Regions from separate parts of the Homo sapiens genome. Here region 2 is linked to region 1. A link is an interaction called in ENCODE POLR2A ChIA-PET data of the cell type or tissue named here. Cell type or tissue: PC-9. All regions are shown on one strand. Links, peaks and the distances in the headings refer to the core of each region. The heading gives the core; the rest is flanking DNA.

The links. Peaks named below come from ENCODE experiments on the same cell type or tissue, not always from the same donor. Only the 100,000 strongest peaks of a DNase experiment are listed, where the experiment ranks them.
Region 2: POLR2A ChIA-PET joins it to region 1 with 5 read pairs; 2 of 35 experiments call an interaction of 5 or more read pairs at or near these places.

Annotation. Positions count from the first base shown.
Region 1 is chrX:46,265,874-46,271,266 of GRCh38, forward strand. No RefSeq gene overlaps it. Among named protein-coding and RNA genes, the nearest start is that of LINC01186, 59 kb to the right of the region's middle. In PC-9, for the core only: no CTCF peak of the experiment used is centred there; a DNase peak (open chromatin) is centred at 2,718; H3K4me3 peaks cover 126 bases; H3K27ac peaks cover 3,626 bases.
Region 2 is chrX:46,153,740-46,159,132 of GRCh38, forward strand. No RefSeq gene overlaps it. Among named protein-coding and RNA genes, the nearest start is that of LINC01186, 170 kb to the right of the region's middle. In PC-9, for the core only: no CTCF peak of the experiment used is centred there; no DNase peak of the experiment used is centred there.

The DNA of each region.
Region 1 (5,393 bases), core at 94-5,093:
GTGGTCTTTTACTTTAGTGAATTCAAAGAATTAATTTTGTGTTTTTAAAAGTCCCTCTTCATTCTAAATGTGAAAAATATTATCTTGTCTAATTATTTCATAGTTTTGTTTTTATAGCTAGCTTTATTCTGTCTTGGATTTTACTTTGTGCATGGTGTAAGGTGCACATCAAGCTTATTTTTTCCTCAAAGGAAGAAAGACCTTTCACACCATTGTTTCTTGTGCAGTATATTCTGTCCCATGGTATGAAATGTCATCTTAATCACATTCTAAATCCAGATTTTCCTGTATACATTAATTAACATATGTAAATATGTAAAACATTCAAAAACACCAGAAGCTAAATAAGAAAATGGCCAAAGGACATGAACAGAAAATTAATGGAAGATATATTTAGCTAACCTCCAATCTCAGTAGAAGCTTAAAGTGCTGATTAAAATAATAAAATAAAATTGTTTCTTTCTAAAATCAACAAAATGTCACACTAGGGGTTAAAAATAAACCAAAGTTTCTAAAGGTAAATTTTAATGAACATTCTCATTCTCTGATGTTGAGAATGTAAGTTGGTATAATCTTTCTATTCTTAAATTTATAATTCTCATTAACACAATAAATCATCCTTTAGCAGTGTATCCTTTAAAAAAAAATCAAAGATTGTCAAGGATTTACATAAAGGATGTCCATGTCAGTGATATTTAAAACCAAGACAAATTTAAAGCAACCTAAATGTTCATCAATAGGAATTAGTTAAATTAATTATGATACATGCTTATTAGAGAATATCACACAGTTATTTATTTATTTAGAGATGGTATTTTGCTCTTTTTGCCCAGGCTGGAGTGTAATAGCATGATCTCAGCTCACTGCAACCCCCACCTCCTGGGTTCAAGCTATTTTCCTACGTCAGCTTCCCAAGTAGCTGGGATTACAGGCATGTGCCACTACACCTGGCTAACTTTTTGTATTTTTAGTAGAGATAGGGCTTCACCATGTTGGTCAGCTGGTCTCGAACTCCAGACCTCAGGTGATCCACCTGCCTCGGCCTCCCAAAGTGCTGGGATTACAGGTGTGAGCCCCCATGCCCGGGCCACACAGTTATTTAAAAGGATGCCTTCATAGTGTGATTTTTAAAACAGTTTCAATTAAAAAATGTTTCTGCACAAGACTCAATATACATTTATTAACAATGTCTTGCCAAGCTAATTTCAGTTCTTTTTTGAAGAGTTAACTAGACTAATATATAAGTGGAATTTAACACAACTAAAAGAATATATAAAGCTTCTAATATATAGAGAGAGAGCTCCTGGTACACCTGGTGGATTGTAGTTGCCAGGTACTGAAATATAGAGGTAAATAAAATGTAACCCCTGCCCTCAAAAAAGCACATAATCCAAAGACAGAAGGGAACAGACAAATGAAAAATTATAGTACAATGTTGTAAATGCAAGGAGTATTCAGACTTACCACGTAAGGGAGCAGAGAACAAGTATGAAACTCAACCCAGGGGCATCAGGGTAGAATGACTTAGAACCAGTATATCTGAATCCTGCAATTTTTGAGAAGGACTCTCCCATTCTCTGTATGGATTTGAGTGGAAAATGCTGGAAGAATGGCAAAACAACTTGGTAGGTCCATTGAACAACTTATCTGATAATTAGTCTCTACTAGCATACCTCAGGATGCTGTACTTGACATTCCTCCTTTTTTTGAAAATGTTTTAAATAATTTGGATGAAGACATATAAACATACTTTGATCATTTACAAATGACCCAAAGATGGGAGGACTAGTTAACATAAAAGATGAAGGAATCAAGAATCAAGATATAGCTGGCAAGGCTGAAATGATGGACCTCACTGATAGGATGCAAGTTAACCAGAATGCAAAGTCCCACATTTAATTCAAAGGCTGGGTTAGCCTAGAGTAGGTAGCAGTTTATAGTTTTAAAGACCAATGGGTTTTATTTGATTGCAAGTTCAATACCATCTTAAGGGACACCAATGCATTTCTGTCCAAGACATCAGCTGTGCCTGCATCAGGGCACTCTGTACTGGCTGGACTACACCTGAAACAAAACCACTATCTCCCTTTAAGGAAGGACTGTACCTTGCCAGATCACAGTGAAAACAGGAGAAAACTGAGACTCTTCTGCATGAGAAAGAGAACATGAGAGTCTTCCCCGAATATCTGATGGATCACATTTATTCTGCCTGGCAACATAGGGAACACTTAGGAACTTAACAGGAGACATATTTCTCCACATTGGAGGAAACATTTATGAGCACCTTAGGACAGGTAGCACATCTAAATAATAACATTGTTGAACGTTTACTCTCTGCCATGGAATTTCTCATTTAATCTACACTCAGTTTTATGAGGTCAGGAGTATTGTTATGCCCATATTACACACATAAAATAGATTTACTGAATTAAATTAAAATTAACTCATGCTGCCCATAAATAAAATGGACTGCCCTCAAGGTAGTAACTATCCAGGTTGATGCAGAGGGAATGTAGCACTGAGGCCCTCCCAGTCTAAAATTCTATCATTCTGTGATTAGATGAACTCAAGTTAATATGGGACAAAGTTACCATGTTCAGGAAAAGTATGTGAAAATTTGCTATATCATTATTTTAAAAGGAGCAAGAATGAAAAGTCCTCTTAGCTGGGGCAATTAGTCATGTCTTTAATAGGTAAGCTCAGCTCCATCAACTTGCTGAGTCATCCTGCCACTTGCTTGAACATGGGTGAGTTAGATGCCAAGTTCCACTATCTGGTAGAGCCTAATGGCTCATGTTTCTCCCACATCTAAGCGTTCCTACTTCCTGCTGTGGTGACCCAAGTTTAAATGTTATGACTTTTGCCTCTGTTTCCCTGACTTGCCATCCTATTCCTCACCTGAGACAAAAGTTCTACCTACCATACAGTTGACATCTTTTAGCATTTACTATGATGCTAAGTCCCATGTAACTTTTCCAAAAACCCTATAATAATAGTAAGTAGTATTGCTATTCCTATTTTATAGATGTGGAAACTGAGGTTTAGCATGTCCCTGAAGTACTAACAATTCTACAGGCTGGATCTACGATTCAAACCTAGATCTATCCACTTCCAAATCCATGCTTTTACCCATCATCCCCTGGAGCTAGTTCTCTTGACTAATACCATCATATGTTGTCTAAGTCTTGCCATGCCTAGGGCCATGAATGTATTAATGACTATAATCATGGAGCCTCTTGTCACAGGAATCCTAGGATTTCCCACCACGCAAATTGTCTCAGTGCTGTGCCCCACCAGCTTGATTAGATGCCACTCTTGAGCTGGCAGTGAGCCATCTTAATGTCCCTGAGAGCCCCCATCAAGGCTAAATTGGTTTCTCTTAAGTCCCCTTGCTCCCCTTGATAACGAACAAGGAAGGGGAGAAAATGTGTAAATCAAAAGTGAAATCATCACCTTGAAATATTTCATACCCTTCAAGCTCTTGAGAAATAACCGAATGTGTTCTCACAAATAACTGGGAGACATCAGGATAAAAGTTCATGTGAAGTTTGAAGGAGAGGATGAAGATCCTCCAAGCGCATCAGCAGAAACAGCAAAGAAGTAATAATATATTTTATGCAAGAGTCTATTGGAAAGAGGAAGCATATGGAAGAAGGCAGTAGCAGATTACTAAAAGCAGATGGGAACATTTTTACTTTGTGAAGGAAGTCTATGGAGATCCCAAGTTAGCTAGAGAAACATTCCTATTTTGAGTACAACAAACATCTCAGTCCCATGAACACTGGGCCTAGACCAAGGATTGGCAACATGTGATGGTCACAGTGCCCTGGAAAAAGGATTGGAGAGATAGGCAAAGTAGTTTAGGGGGCTTGCCTCAGCATTAGACATGGTTGCACATCAAGGAGCTGAATGTTTGAGCCCTGGGTAGACTCTATAGTATGTGAAGAAGACCCTTAGCTCTCCTGCCTGTCCCTGGAATACTGGAATTCTGAGAAATTGCCAGTCTTGCACTGTGGAGACATTCCCATACCTACACAAGAGCTTCAGGAGCTGAGGACAGCTACCTATAGTGGGATGCCAGGGCCAACATCAAGGCAATAGCAAAAGGAAATTTTCAGGAAACGGTGTGACTGGCCATGCTCTGTGTGAGCAGCAAGAGAGACTTGCCACTGTGTGTTTCCACCTGAAAAGCTGTAAAATCTGTGGAGAAGGTCTGTGAAGATATTGAAACCAGTCAGTAGAAAGACAAATAAATATAATCATTATTGAATTGTTATAATAAGTGAGTCTATTGCAAACTCATTATGATGGTATAAGCCTATTGACCAACTACATCCTTATTATAGTTATTATAATTACTGGCTCAGTGGAACTATCACCAAACTCCCTAATATAATTTGTTTGGTCTTTTTTTAAATGTTTGTTATAAAGCAGTAAGCCTCATCCTCCTGTGAGATGTATCATGTTATCTGTTACTAATACAAGTTAAATATTAAGATATAGGAATTATTTACTTCTATTACACAGAATCCAAAGTTTTCCCAATAATAATGCTATTAGCACTGTAGCAGACCCTGTTAGTGCCCTACCCAAATCCCCTGAGCCCCACCCCTACAGACTAAAGGCTGCTTACTGTGAATATCTGTGACTCTCTGCTTGAGAGTGTTTTGCTGGCTACCAGAGCATGCAGGGGCTTATGCATGGCAAAATGAAAGTTCTAAAGAATTAATTAACTCCCAATGATGAATGGGAGTTGGAAGATAAATACCCCAGTTTCCTTTCCCTTTGGTTGAGATAACTCTGAGGTGTGTCTTTTACACTAGCCCCAAGAGTTCCCCAGCAGTATTGCACTCCAGTTGCCTATGGTGGTAACTTGCTGGAATACAAACCCTTTGTTGGCTTCCCTCCCTCATATCCCCAATCCTCAGCCAGTGCTTTCTGATATTCTACCCCTCACCCAAATTAATCATTAGCACTCGAATCCTTGTCTCAGGGTCTACTTCTGCTGTAACCCAAGCTAAGACATCTACTAACTCTTTTTTTCTGACATACCTTTTTGGGTGGGAAAGACAGTGGACTGTAGACATTTGTTACCTTCAGTACATCCATGGGAGTATGATATATGTCATTTGTGTCACGGTAGAATAAAGGTTGATAATTGTCATAAAACATGCACCTGACTAGTTGATTGACTGTGACACAAGGTGGCTTCAAGAAGGGATGACAGCTCAGTAAAGAAAGGGCTCCTGGGCCGGGTGCGGTGTGGCTCATGCCTGTAATCCCAGCACTTTGGGAGGCCGAGGCGGGTGGATCACGAGGTCAGGAGTTCAAGACCAGCTTGAACAATATGGTGAAACCCCGTCTCTACTAAAAATACAAAAATTAGCCAGGCG
Region 2 (5,393 bases), core at 153-5,152, 110 kb before region 1:
CCATTCCTACCTGCATCCAGTGACTGCCACTCCTAGAGGTTACTATCCTATCTTCTAATAGTATAAATTAATTTTGACTATTATCTTCTGTGTGTAGATATTTGTATTGGTGATTGTGGCTTGTTCATTCTCATTGCTGCCATGTATTTCATTGTGTGAAAATACTACAATTAATTTATTCTTCCCTTTATGAGTATTTGTATGTTGTATTAGGGTTCTCTAGAGAAACAGAACCAACAGAACCAATAAGAGAGATATATATATCTCCTATTGGTTTAACAATATACATATATATTTAAAGAGAGAGATAGAGATGTATTTTAAGGAAAGGGTGATTATGGAGGCTGGCAAGTCCCAAAATCTTCAGAGTGAGCCAAGCTGGATGTTCAGGAGTGCTGATGATTTAGTTCCAGTCTGAGTCTGAAGGCCTGAGAATCAAGAAAGCTGATAGTGTCATTCCAGTCTGAAGGCCAGCAGGCTTGAGACCCAAGAAGAACTTATATGATTATGTTTCAAGTTGAGTCTAAATGAAGGAAAAAAAACCCCTGATATCTCAGTTTGAAGGCCATCAGACAAGAGGGATTTCCTCTTCCTTAGGGGAGGGTCAAGTTGCTCTATTCAGGCCTTCAGTTGATTGGTTGAGGCCCACGTATATTAGGGAGGGCAATCTGCTTCACTGAGTCTACTAGTTTAAATGTTAATCTCATTAAAAAATGCCCTCACAGAAATGCCCTGAATAATGTTTGACCAAATATCTGGGCACCCTGTAGTCCAGCTAAGTTGATGTAAAATTAACTACCACAGGTACTTTCTAGTTTGGGTTGTTATGAGTGTGCTGCTATGAACATTCTTGGATATGCCTTTGGGTGAATATATGTGTGATTTTTTGTTGAGTATATATCTAGGAGTATACATCTAGGAGGGAAATCATTCTATCATAATGTAGGTATATTCAGCTTTAGTAGATATGGCCGTCTAAATTGGATGTGCAAATTTACATTCCCATCAGTGATGTATGAGAGATGTGGTTGCTCCACATATTTGCGATGCCACAACACTTGGCATTTTTTGTTTTTTGTTTCAGTTATTTTGATGAGTGTATAGAGACATTGTATTATAGTATGAATTTGCCTCTCCCTGGTGACTAAGGATGTTGATCTCCTGTTGATGTCTATTTATCCTTTTGTTATCCTCCTTTGTAAAGAGTCTGTTCAAGTCTTCCACTCATTTTTCTATTGGGTTGGCTATCTTCTCCTTAGAAATGTATAGTATTTCTTTATGTCATCTAAAAAGGAGTCTTTTGCTGTATACATGTACCATAAATATCATCTCCCAGGTTGTGGCTTGGCTTTTACTCTTAGTGATAGCTTTTGAGGTACAAAAGTTCTTAATTTTAATATAGCTCCAACTTGTCATTTTTCCCTTTATAGTCATTGCTTTTTGTGTCCTGCTTAAGAAGTCTTGGGGCTCCTCTCTTAACATTTTCTTCTCTTTTCCAAAACAACAATTGCTCAAGAAGGAGTGAAGTGGCAGAAGAGGATGGGATGGCAGGATGGATCAGGTAGCATTCAAACTCAGTCTTGCATTGTTCCTGAAGCCACAACCACTTCAAGCACTGTTTTGTGCTAAATTGAACCTACCTTGCTCAGCTATATCCACCCATGGTGATTTCTCCTTCTAATGGCAATGCTGCTGTTCCTTTTAAATTCCGTTGATCACTTCCATCCCCATTTCATCTGTATGTGTCTAATTCTCTAATTCTGTATTGAGCTCCAGAGTTCTTTTACATTTAGCTCCTGGGCTATAGGGCAATCATGAAATGGCACATGCATTTAAGTGTTCTTGAGCATGTCCTTGAAGTTAGAAAACTTTATTCAATCCGGTTCATTGAGGACTTTGGGTGTGCTGTCTAATTGCATGAGCTAACATACTTAAGTGTCAGTTCCAGGCCAACCAAGACACCCCCATACTCACATTTCTGTTGTGCTGTTCTTCAGATTCTCTTTTTATTGTTTAAATAAGAGCATAAGCAGACTCTTAAGCTAAGACTTTACTGCAGTTCTAGAACTGCCAATTGATGTATCAGTCTAATTAGGGAAGTAACATGGAATAGCATTATGATTATAATATTTCAGAAATTATGATTAAATTAAATATTAGCAGCTCACAACTTAACAGTGATCCTTAGCAAGAAGTTAAATGTTTGAAACAAGGTGAGAATAAAAGAACAAATTTATACAAAAGGGAAAGAGAAAGGGTATTATTCCTAGAGAAATAATACTGAAATTTTGTTCCAAAAGATCATTTTAAAATCAGTATTTGGAAACTATAGTGTAATTTTCCCTGGAAGAAAGGAAGTTAGACAAACTCATGCAGTATCTAGGGTAGCCTACAAAAATTTCACCGACAATGTAGCAGCAATAGTACCATGTCTTGCCCTTAGTTCTGAGTTCCCCCAAAGTGTCTGCATCCCAGTCCTTGAGTCTACACTCATCTAAGCTCAGCAACAGAGCTTGAGCTTCATAGAGACCTAAACCCAGAGAGAGGAAACTTATGAAAGGGGAGGGGGTGGGAAATGCAGTTCCATGGCAGCAAAGGGATAAAGACTCCTATAACTGTGAGTTGAAAAGAAAGGTGACTTGGGCCTCAGGTGTCCCCAGATCTGCTAATAATATTGGGAAGGGGTTCCATGGATCCCTCAGAAACATAGGTAAAGGATGCGGTGAAGCAGCCATCACTTCTTGGCCCAGGGAGCTATGGTAGGAACACGGATGTCAACAGATATCTGCAGGCTACTTGGAAAGTGTCACCTATTTGGCACTTCTCTCTAGTCTTGATCTAGTTTGAAGGCACTGAGCATCTACATTAAATCAGAGCTGACAGACACTGTAATGCCTCTAGTTTATTAGTTCTATGGGGATTTGAAGCAAATTTACCAAATGTCTTAATTAGATTCCTGAAATTCCAAAAACACTAGGCAAAAATTCAATCTTGGCAAAAACATGTTAGTCCCACCCACACCCCCTTCTGCACACCCAGCTGCCAAATTGCTTAAATCTCTAAATAATTGCTTTCTAGATTAAATAAATTAAGCTCATTCATTTGCACTCAAGTTTTAAGACTCGACTGCCCATACTTGCTCCCAAAGTTTGTCATCAGCAAATATAAATAGTGCAATTTGTTTTGTGATATATATATATACACACACACAATTAGTAAAATGAATTTTTCAAATGATATATATGTCAGAGGAACCAAATCAGTGAGTACTTAAAAATCTATCATAAAACTGAAGTTACTTTCACTATCCAGGACAGAATAAAAAGGAAACAGAATTATTTACCTTACACTTATTAAAAGCATGTAGATTCAATAGGATTATACAAAGTACATTCTATTGTAATAAGGTGTGTCACTTATAAAGAAACATGTCTATAGAAGACGAAAGAGAAGATGAGAGAGGAAAATGTACATCATTCACCTCAGGAAGAAAAGGTGAATGTTACAGTTAACATTCTTTTTTTAAAAAAATCTAATGGTGTGTCTGGAAAATAGCTTTGCTGAGTTCCTGCTGCACCATCAGGTGAGAGGCAGAGGACAGCTTCCTCCGGAGTGAGGCTTCTTCTCTCCATCATCCAGTCCAGCAGTCCCTAGTGTTCGGTCCCCGGACCAGCAGCATCAGCATCATCTGGGAACTTGTTAGAAATGCAAAGTCTTGCTCCCTCCCTAGATAGGCTCTCAAAAATCAGTTTTTAACAAGCCTTCCAGGTGATCCTGAGGCATGCTAAAATCTGAGAACCGTTGATCTTGAAGTCTTTAAATTGATGGTGCTTCAATAACATGGCTTTCAAAACCAATAATTTATAGATTCACCAGAAACAATTACAGGGTATCTGATGAGTAGCGAGATCACATGGGCCTGGATTCAAATTCTAATTCAACTACCTACAGCAGGATCAATTTGGGTGAGTGACTATGTTTCACAGTGTGCTAATGTCTCCCTCTGTAAATGGAACCTTAAATGGTGGGATAGGGCCCACTGAAAATACAGGCCTAGGTCTCATGTCTTCATTGAAACTGCTTGGGAAGCAACCTGTGGCTTTTGAAAATTTCCCTTTCCCATTCTTCCTCATGATCTGAGGAGGCAAAAATAATGTAGATCTAGAAAGTACCACATTAAATTGAGATATCTGTAGAGAATCTAGTGAAAGCATGTTCTTGCATTCGAGCAGCTATATGTTGCATCTATAGTTGGATTCTCAGCTGTTGCTTTATGAGAACTCACCTACTTTTGCTACAGTAAAATCTTATAAAAGGAACATACTGTGGAAAATTCCATCATTTTGTAGTTATTATCAGAGATGAGCTTCTTTTGAGCTATTTCTTTAAAGATGAGTGAGTGTTACAGCTACCTTAATTCAACTGGTGAAATCAGTCTCCATTTCCTGCAGTAATCTTTCCCATTTCTGCTTATTTTCATTCTTGGAAGTAAATGGGGTGGGGACCCAGAAACCTTAGGTGAATAAGGTAAAGAAGAGAGGATTCTAGGTGTGAAATAGGCTGTGTATGTACTAAGTATGAGGAGTTAGTTTTTTACCATTTGCTTTGTGGCTGGGTATGGAATCTTCAAAATTTTACCTTCGGAATAGTTTGATGTCATAAGAAATCCCAACTTTATGGGAAAGAGGGTAACTTGGCTAGAGGTCAGTGGGGCAGAGGCTTGTCATGGCCAAAATATCCCACTGGAGTGTATTGCCCTTTTTTTTTTTTTTTACACCTTCTCAGTGGAGTCGCAGGCATCAAAATATTAAAAGATAGTGAAGATAGTGGACATCACTGCTCTTAAGCAAGTTTTAAGACTAAAAGGAGTCATAGTATATAAAGATTAGCTTTATGGCAACTGGAACACAGTCACTGTATCTTCCTGTTAGCATATGTTGATTAAAAAGATATAAACATTGTGTGCTAATAACATCCCAAATTTTTCTTCACCTTTGTGTCAGATGGTTCTTTAATAGGAAATGAAATGGCTGTCCTGTGGCCCCTGAAAAGGCTGTATCTGTATTGTTTTAGAGTAGGAGTTCTTAATCCAGGGCCCATAAATGGGCATCAGGAGAGTTCCTAAACCTGAGGCTGTATGCAGGATTTTGTGCATTTTTCTGAGATGGAAGTCCATAGATCTCAAGAGATTTGCAAAACGTTCCTAACATAGAACAGTTAAGACTCACTAAAAAGTTCTTTCCTAGTGTTTTCATTTCTTCATTATTCTTCACAATATTGCCTTACTGTAAAAATACTCCATCTTAATGGAGGGCTTGATAGCTCGTCCAACCAGTTGGTGGACAGAATATGGACACAGATCCTGGTTTTTCTAGGAAGAACAAAGTACGACT